Linked DNA regions of Homo sapiens: region 2 is linked to region 1. A link is an interaction called in ENCODE POLR2A ChIA-PET data of the cell type or tissue named here. Cell type or tissue: OCI-LY7. All regions are shown on one strand.

What was found. Peaks named below come from ENCODE experiments on the same cell type or tissue, not always from the same donor. Only the 100,000 strongest peaks of a DNase experiment are listed, where the experiment ranks them.
Region 2: POLR2A ChIA-PET joins it to region 1 with 5 read pairs; 1 of 35 experiments calls an interaction of 5 or more read pairs at or near these places.

The regions. Positions count from the first base shown.
Region 1 is chr10:92,714,228-92,719,227 of GRCh38, reverse strand. No RefSeq gene overlaps it. Among named protein-coding and RNA genes, the nearest start is that of HHEX, 27 kb to the right of the region's middle. In OCI-LY7, no CTCF peak of the experiment used is centred here; a DNase peak (open chromatin) is centred at 4,877; H3K27ac peaks cover 692 bases.
Region 2 is chr10:93,749,217-93,754,216 of GRCh38, reverse strand. LOC101927013 (a long non-coding RNA gene) reads left to right here. Exons shown (of 3, transcript XR_246160.5): 2 at 4,233-4,410. Among named protein-coding and RNA genes, the nearest start is that of LGI1, 6.2 kb to the left of the region's middle. RefSeq lists an enhancer at 4,133-5,000. In OCI-LY7, no CTCF peak of the experiment used is centred here; a DNase peak (open chromatin) is centred at 2,176.

The sequences.
Region 1 (5,000 bases):
GGGTCTGCCCCAACCACAGCAGGGTTGGTGAGCACCAGCCATCGGAGCAAGCCATATAAACACAGGGGCCAGGAAGAGATTTCTTATTGGTTTCAGAGAGTGAGATGGGTGTGTCAGAAAGGAGAGTCCATGGAATGATCTAGAGACTTCCAGACATTTTATTTTGACTTTGTGTCTCATTCATCCAGGTATCCTTTCTGAAGTCTTTTGTTGTTTTTGTTTTTGTTTGTGTTTTGAGATAGAATCTCACTCTGTTGTCCAGGCTGGAGTGCAGTGGTGCAATCTCTGCTCACTGCAACTTCTGCCTCCCGGGTTCAAGCAATTCTCCTGCCTCAGCCTCCCAAGTAGCTGGGATTACAGGTGCCTGCCACCACGCCCAGCTAATTTTTGGATTTTTAGTAGAGACGAGGTTTTGCTATGTTGGTCAGGCTGGTCTCAAACTCCTGACCACAAGTGATCCACCCGCCTCGGCCTCCCAAAGCACTGGGATTACAGGAGTGAGTGACCACACCCGGCCATCTCTGAAGTTATAGCATACAAGATGAAACACGGACTACTGACCAAGGCCGTTGCTGAGTGCCTCGGTATCACCCAGAACCTCCACCCAATCTCCAGGATGGCTTTTGGTTCTAGAAATACCCACAACAATTCTGTTACTATCTTTACGGATCCTGGCTTTCTATTTTGGTTCCAGGTTCCCAGACAATAAAACATCAACATCCAGCCTCTATTTTCCGAACGGTGTTCACAGAATATTAATTCTAAGGGAAATAATGAGTGCTACACAAGCAAAGGGTTCTATGATCAAACAAACTTTAGGGACACTTTGTTAAACAAAGTTAAATTTATTTCTCAAGGCCAAGTGTGGTGGCTCATGCCTGCAATCTCAACACTTTGGGTGGCCGAGGCTGGTGGATTGCCTAAGGTCAGGAGTTTGAGACAACCCTGACCAACATGGTGAAACCCCGTCTCTACTAAAACTACAAAATTAGCCAGGTGTGGTGGTGCACGCCTGTAATCTCAGCTACTTGACAGGCTGAGGCAGGAGAATTGCTTGAACCTGGGAGGCGGAGGTTGCAGTGAGCCGAGATTGTGCCATTGCACTCCAGCCTGGGCAACAAGAGCAAGACTCCATCTCAATATATATGTATTTCTCTATTTTGCAGGAATTCTCAGGGTCTTTAAGATATGAATGTGCCATGTAAATATCCAGAAGAGGATAAGACATGACAAATTTCTCAAGTTTATTCGACCCTAGGATCCTTTCTTTCTCATATCCCACACTCTGTGAGGCTGGCATACACAAGAGAAAAATGGATAACCAGCCGGGCGCGGTGGCTCACGCCTGTAATCCCAGCACTTTGAGAGGCCAAAGCGGGCAGATCACCTAAGGTCAGGAGGGAGCTCGAGACCAGCATGGCCAACATGGCAAAACCCCATCTCTACTAAAAATACAAAAATTATCTGGGCATAGTGGCGGGCACCTATAATCACAGCTACTCGGGAGGCTGAGGAAGGAGAATCGCTTGAACCCGGGAGGCAGAGGTTGGTTGCAGTGAGCCAAGATTGTGCCACTGTGCACCAGCCTGGGTAACAGAGTGAGTGAGACTCTGTCTCAAAAACAAAACAAAAAAAAACCCCGCAATGTGTCAAATAAATACATTAAAAAATGGATAACCTATAAGACATACAAAACCATAATTTTGTTTTAGTCCATCAGCGAATTGCGCTGTTATACAAAGCAATCAAGGGAACTGAATTCCTAAGGCTCACAAGTCCTTCCAAAAAGGGACAAGACACACCAGCTGTTTCCTCTTTTGGCAGAGAATGGGAAGAACAGACAATCATCAGAAAACTGGATAAGAAGAAAACAAATTCTTACCGGCAAAGGATAAGCTAGCATGGCAGTTTAGAAGCCCTGAGCACGCTGGACACAGAGAAATCCCCATCTGCTTGCCATCCTTTTCCACTGGCCTCTACTCGGCATGCATGAGAAAGACTGGAAACAGCACAGTAGGCCTGGGAGACCCTTCCCCCTTGGTGGTACAGCCCTACAGCACCTGCCAAGGTTTTAGGGTGGAGCAGGCATACCTAGGGAAGCCCATTCATGCTTTGAGCCTTGTCTGAGGACAAGGTAGTGCCTGTCTGCCCCTGGGGGAGGGGCAAGAAACACACTCTGATATAAATTAGCGGTCTACTATTGCCAGGTGAAGGACAGAAATCTCTCTTGGGCCCCAGACACTCCACCACTACAAAGTCAGAGTTCAGTAGCTACAGGAGAAAGGGGAGGAAACCTGCCTGTGCTCTAGATCCAGAACTCAGCAGGAAGCAGAGGTTATCCCTAGGAGAAGCCCTGAAATGTTAAAAAAAAAAAAAAAAAAAAAAAGTTACCACTCCAAGAAATTATGCATGTCAATGAAAGGGTCAAATCAAGGTAGACAGGGACAGACTGGCTGGTTGGGAGACTGGGGAGAAATACAAGGACAGTATAGTGGGCACTGATGTTAGCAGACCTGGCCCAGGATCCAGGGTCACCCCCTAATAGCTACATGACTTTTGCAATGTTATCCAAAGTCTCCAAGTCTTAGTTTCCTACATGTAAAAAGGGTGAGCCGGCCACGTTGGATCATGCCTGTAATCCCAGCACTTTGGGAGGCCGAGGTCGGCGGTCACTTCAAGTCAGGCGTTCAAGACCAGCCTGGCCAACATGGTGAAACCCTGTCTCTACTAAAAATACAAAAGTTAGCTGGGCATGATGGCAGACGCCTGTAATACCAGCTGCTCAGGAGGCTGAGGCAGGAGAATCGCTTGAACCTGGGAGGTGGAGGTTGCGGTGAGCAGAAATCATGCCACTGCACTCCAGCCTGGGTGACAGAGCGAGACTCCACCTCAAAAAAAAAAAAGAAAAAAAAAAGGTGAGAGTAATGGAATCTTCCCCAGAGGAATGCTGGGGAACTTGGAGCCATGTAAAACACGTGGCATAGTGCCTGGCACATAGAAAACAATCAATTGCTTTGATTCCAGCAGTTGTTGGAAACTGATAAGGAGCGGTTGCAAAAGGCACTTTCCTATTTGTAGAGGAAATTAGTTGTTTTTACCTGACAATCTTTCAGTTCCTCTTCTTCTGTTAACATCTCCCTAGTTTTCTTCCAGGAAGCCCCTTATCCACAATCAATTTACGTGATTCATGTGGCACTGACCCCTCCCCATCCCTACCTTTAGGAGTAGGGATATGACCACATCCTGGCCAACCATCATGTTCCATGTCTGGGCTGTAGCGATAAGTTCAAGGATGAACACGCATGTATGCCAAGGCAGCCCAATGAGAGACAGTCCTGAGACTTCTCATGAAACTATTCTATCTCCTAAAGTTGCTAAGCCTGAAGTTGTGAGGATTGGGAACAACTATAACTCTCAGGCATTGCTAGAGGGAATGCGACATGGTACAGCCACCAGGGTGGGCTGAATAAGTGTTCCCCCCAAAATTCATGTCCATCCTGAACCTAAAAATGTGACCTTACTTGAAAATAGAGTCTTTGCAGATATAATTAGTTAAAGTAAGATCATACTTGATAAGGGTGGGCTCTAAACCTAATGACTAGTGTCCTTAAAGGAAAAAACCGGTCGCTCACGCCTGTAATCCCAGCACTTTGGGAGGCCGAGGCAGGCAAATCACCAAGTCAGGAGATCAAGACCACGGTGAAACCCCGTCTCTACTAAAAATACAAAAAATTAGCCAGGCGCAGTGGCAGGCACCTGTAGTCCCAGCTACTCAGAGGCTGAGGCAGGAGAATGGCGTGAACCCGGGAGGCGGAGCTTGCAGTGAGCCGAGACTGAGCCACTGCACTCCAACCTGGGCGACAGAGCAAGACTCGGTCTCAAAAAAAAAAAAAAAAAAAGGGAAAAACACAGAAAGACACAGGAGAGAAGGCCATGTGCAGATAAAGGCAGAGATTGAGTAACACAGTTACAAACCAAGGAATTCCAAAGTTTGCAGGAGCTACCAGAAGGTGAGAAGAGGAAGGAAGGGTCAGGCTAGTGGCTCATGACTGTCATCCCAATGACGGCAGCTGACCATGGCCACAGACCCAGGCCTCCTGCTCTACTGAGCAGGCAGGGGCCCTGCCCCCCTGGGTGGGGATACGGGCACCCAAACTGCAGCTGTGGACGCAAGCCTCCCCTCACTCTTGAGGGTGGCCAGGAGCAGGCAGGATCTGCCCTCCTGGGTGCAACTGCAGCCCCTGGACCTGCAGCTGTAGACCTGGGCCTCCTGCTCCACAGAGCAGGCAGGAGCCAGGGACAAGCAGAGGAAGAGGCTTCCAAGTTGGAGGGGTGGTAGCTCCCAGAGTGCAGCTGCAGCTGCCCTCCCAGGCACAGGACCCAGGCATCTCTGCAGCCTGCACCCGCGGGGGCCCAAGAAGGCCCCTCCCCAAACATACCTGCAGGCCTGGGGTTGTCTGCTCCCATTGCCTGGCCTCTCCTCTCCCAGTGCCTGCTCCAATCTCCAAGCAGGGTTGGGGCTGAGCCCCGGGGTCATGAATGGCAGCAGAAGGCAGACAGATTCCTGGAGGGAAGGGAGCAGGTTCCAGTAAGGCCACACCTTCAGGCCAGAGAGGGCCTGAAGGCTGGGGGCTGGGCTGCCAGTCCCGCAGACTGGAGTGGGGACTTGTGCCTCCTCCAGGTCACCTATGGCTGCCCATGGACCAATCAACACATACTTCCTCCCCTCTGAGCCCTGGGATCAGCAAGAAGAGGGCAGAGGATGGAGAGACAATGGCAAGACTAGCTGCAGAGAAGAGCTACCCTCTCTGCTGAGAGCAGAGATGCTCTTAACAACCCGCCTGTGGAGAGGAGCTACCCTCTCCAGGGCCTCGTCTCTGCTGAGAGCTGAACACTCCATGGGACAACCTGCCTACAGAGAGGAGCTACCCACTGTGGGTCTCCTCTGAGCTGTGCTAACACTAAATAAAGCTCCCCTTTGACTTCTTCACCTTTCACTT
Region 2 (5,000 bases), 1.0 Mb before region 1:
TGCATGGCATGCAGGTGCTATAAGGAACTATGCACAGTGGTGACACCAGAGGCTGCTGAAGAGGTGAGACAAACAATGCTCCCATCCAGGCCTGGGAGTCAGACTAAAGTCATGGAATTTTTCACCAGCAGCAGCTCAGCCTTGGTGGCCCAGCAGCAGTGACAGCCCTGCAGACATCAAAGGCACTGGGAAAGGATCCCAGCAGGGAGGCAGAGCAGAAGAGAAGGAAAATGAGGGACAAGGAATGATGTTTGGGAGCACATGTACAGTGTTCCCTGGACATCCTCAGAAAGACCAGAAGGGGGTTCTCGTCTGGGGGCTTCTGGTGGTTCTGGAAGAGCTGTTGAAAGCAGAGTGAGAAAGGAACAGCATGTGCCTGGTTATGATCCCAGTTTTCCCCTCAGGCTGGTGTGGCCTAGGAAACACACATTGTACAAGTAAACAAATCACTATTAGGAGGCTTAGAAGATCAAGCTTGGCCTTGCCTCCTTTTACAAACACTCAGACATGCAAACTGGTGTCATTTTAAGCAGCTTTCTCAACAGAGCAGGGTTTGCAAAGCTGCGTGTCAGATATGATAGTGGATCGGGACATCAATATCAATCTAGTGAGTACAAGTAGAATTTGAAAAATAAATCATTTCAAATACAAAATTGGAGCATATTGCACCAGTAAGGATAACTATTGCCTTGTGAAGCCTTTGTTTCCATTCTTTGTGTGTGTATGAAGGCACAGCTGTGATATAAATCATGCTTCTTTCAGTTTACAACCAAAAAAAAAAAAAGAAGAGAAAAGAAAAAGAAAGGGAAAAAAAAACTGCATGAGAGGATGCTAAAGATCCTTTCCCAACCCAGGAGTCCAAAATGGCAGGGAAGTGATCTTGACTCCAATAAATTTCACTTACTGGTTGAAGTTAGCAATTAGACCTGTCGGAATATTGTTTCTGTTCTTCACTGACTGTGTGAACTTAGGAAAGTTGATTAGCTTCTCTGTGCCTCATTTGCAACAAGGAAGTAAAAATAACAATACTATCTCTGCATTGTTGATATTAGGATTAGTGATGATGTACATGGAAAGAATGTTGCAAAAAAGGCACTGGACTACTGATAGTTCCACTGGAAATAAGTGGGAAGGGGATTGAGGGCCAATCTTTAAGATTATTTGGCAGTAGTGTGTCATTAGGACTCTTTGGTAGCAAGTGACAGACACTGACTCTGCCAACATAAGTGTAAAAGGACCTTGTTGCCATGGTGATTGAGTGACTCACAGAATCCAAGGAAGGGTTGACCAAGCAGGATTTAGAATGAAGGAACTTGTGAAAGCTTGGGAATCTATGTGGCAGGAGCTAATGGATGATGCCCTCTGGCAAATTCAGTCCAACCTGTTCTTATCCTTATGTTCCTCCCCAAAAGATGAGTATGGTGGACTGATCTTGGGTCAGGCACCCCTGCCCATTGCCCTGGGAAAGTGGGGCACCTTGACTGGCAATCTCACCAAGAGTGCACATGGTGGGAGAGAGGTGGTTCCACAAAAGCAAGTTGGGTACTGCTGTCAGAGCAGAGAGAACAGGCTGGGCAGGTGAAATCCAGCGATGCTCATTTGGGTAGGAGTGCTGGGCTCTGATAGCTAATATCATTGGCCCTTGCCCCTAACTCAACCTTATGGTTTTAAAGAGAAATGACCAGAAGACAATTTAGACAAATAGATATGAATACTTTCTCCAAGGACAGCTAAACTCGCATGTTCTAACTGTGGAATCAGGGGATTTTCACCTTTTATAGTCCATGAGAATAGAACTTGGGCCAAGAAAGGGGTTGAGAAGTAATAATAATGAAAGCTGACTCTTATAAAATGCGTATTATGTGCCAGCTGCCATTCTAAAGCACTTTACCCATATTAACTCACTTAATCCTCATAACAATCCCATGGGCTAGATAGATATTACTATTATTTCCCCTATATTAGCAGAAAAGGAAACAGAGGGTCAGGAGGTTAAGTCGTGTGCCCAGGGTCCTGTAGCTAGTGAAAGGTGGTGCTGGTATCGAAATTAGGTGTCCTGGCTCTGATGTCCACAGCATTAGCCACTGCTGGACACTGCCTCTCTGATGGGCTGTGTGGAATGAGGGATACCGTGAGCTGCTTCGGAGCTGGTAGCACCTCACTGGCTGGGCGCTACTATTGTACTACAATTCCCAGCATGCAACTGGGCTGGCTATCATCTTAACCCCTTCTTCACCAAAAGTTCCTCACTGTCTTGGGTAAAATCTTTTTTATTGGCAAAATCTGATCTCCCTCATGGATAATTATGCAATTGAGGCATAAATGTAGATATAAGTGGCAGCAGATAGGGGAGAGGGTAAGATTCTAAGTTAAAGTACCCTCCACATTTTTTAGTATTTGAAGGAAGACATTGGAGATTACTATGGGAAAGATTTTTTAACTTAGAAATGTGTACTATGAAAACGTCGATGGGGATGTTTTAAAGCACCCATTCTCAAAGTTGGCTACACTTTCGAATCACCTGGGGAATTAAAAAAAATACTTAAAGTTTGGGTCACATTCCTAGAGGTTCTGATTTAATTGGTCTAGGGTATGGCTGTTAAAAGCTCCCTATGAAATTCTAGAGAGTTCCCCATGGGTATAAAACAGGAGGCACAGCTTGTCATGCAGTGGGGGCATATGGGGAAGCATCAGGGCTGGTCAGGGGCCCGAGGGAGCAAGGGGAAAATGCAGACAAGAGCCTTTATTGTGATTTCTGCAGGAATGGTAATGCAAGACAGGGTAAACAGGCTCAGGATTGGCTCCTTTGAATAAGTTCAGTGAACTTTGGGGCACAGGGACTGTCCCTAGTTGTCTGTTACTGGCCCTGGGGTGATTAGAGTAGGTGGATGGTGGCCCCGAGAGACGGCCCAATAAAGGAAGTGATTGGGGGTATGGATACTGGATCGGTTGGTTTGCATAGGAAAGGTGCGCCCTCCCACGTGAGTCATTTACTGTTTCTCGGAATTGGCTAACCCTGGGAGTGGCAGTCCCTCCAGGGTCATCAGCACAGCCCCAGGTGTCAAAGCATCAGGATACAGAAAATTTAAAAACATGTTGAATGTATCCTTCCACTCTTCAGCAGAAAGCAGCTGACCGGGCTTAAAGAGAACTGGGAAGAGCTTGAAGCCTGGGGAACCATCCCATTAGGAATGGTGGTCTGCAGGGAAGGAAGCAGGAGGGCTAGTGAAACAAGGAGAATTTCAGCCATGGCTCTATTTAGTTTATCAAGATTCCAAACCTGTCACGGAATGACACCCAAGCGAATGGGAAGAAAGGCGGCAAGTTCTGCCTTTAAAAGCCTCCTTGTAGAGACCTCCGCACTCCCATGTTTACTGCAGCACTATTCGCAATAATCAAGATATGGAATCAAGTTAGATGTCCAACAACAGATGAATAGATAGAGAAAATGTAGCATATACACACCATGGAATACTATTTAGCCATTAAAAAACAGTGAAATCCTGCCATTCATGGCAACATGGATGTTGGAACTGGAGGACGTTATGTTAACGGAAATAAGCCAAAAACAGAGAGTTAAACACCACATGTTCTCATTCATACGTGGAAGCTTAAAAAAGTTGATCTCATAGGAGTAAAAAGTAGAACAGAGGATACTAGAGGCTGGGAAGGGTAGGGGGAGGTGGAGGGCATACAGAAAGTTTTGTTAAAGGACATAAAATTACAACTAGATAGGAGGAATAAGTTCTAGCGTTCTATACCACTGTAGAATGACAATAGTTAACAATAATAGAGTTTCAAATAGCTAGAAAGAGGATATTGAATGTTCCCAACACAAAGAAATGATAAATATCTGAGATGATGGATATGCTGATTACCCTGATGTATCAAAACATCGCTATGTGCCCCATGCATATGTACACTTATTATTTGTCAATTAAAAAATAAATATTTAAGAAAGCCTCCTTGAAGGCAGTACCCACAATTTATTTATCTTTTTATGCCCTTGATTAAATGATCATTACCTAGCAGAAACAGTTAAAATGGTCTTATAAAAGAGAAAAGTTAGTTTAGAGATGTGGGCTGGTACTTTGCTCTTAAAAAATAGAGTTTTTCTTAATTTTTATTACCAAAGTTAAGTATGCTGAATTTATACATTTCTATACCTGCCTTTAAACTCAAGCAGAACCTGAATTAACCATTGATTGGAGTTTATTGCTTATGTCCCCAAGGGAAGCGCCTCCTCTGGCTCATGCTGGTGGGAGAAAATGAACCAGCCCTGCTTTCTCTCCCTGGTTCAATTCCCAGCAAAGGAAAAACAATGTAATTCATGATGATGATGACAATGACAATGACGACAACAACAATAACCAACCTTTAACACATCCTTATAATGTGCCAGACCCTGCGGTAGGTGCATTAGAATAATTACCTCATTTAATTATTGTAACATAGTTTGGTTAATTTGCCCCCATTTTTCATATGAGCAAACTGAGGCATGGAGAGGCTAGGCAGCTTGCCCAAGAATAAGAGGCTGTGCTGGCTTGAAAGTGAGGCATTCAGACATTAGTGTCACATGCTCTTAATCGCTCCACAGCACCATCTCCTTGGATCGGAGTGATTTCCTGGAGCAAAGGTAATCTGATCTTATTCACACAGGAGCAGGCAATAACTGCCTGAGTACAGAACTCCTATGAGGCGATTGGTGTTGGAACCCTGAGTAGTCTAGTTACATAACCAGCATAACCCTTGGAAAAGCTGTCGCATAAGGGAAGGCTGCCTCTGGGACTAGAAGAAAGACTATGCCAAGATCTGGTTCTGCAATAGATGAGCTGTTTGACCTTGGGCTCAACGCTTCACATTTAGGCTCTGATTTTCAAAGGAAGTTCTTGGGCTGGGTAATCTCTGGAGATCCTGTCATGTAAGCAGCCCCTGCCAGCACTCCTACTGGGGAGTGATTACCATAAAGACAAGGAAAGTGTTAAGCAGGTTCTTGCACC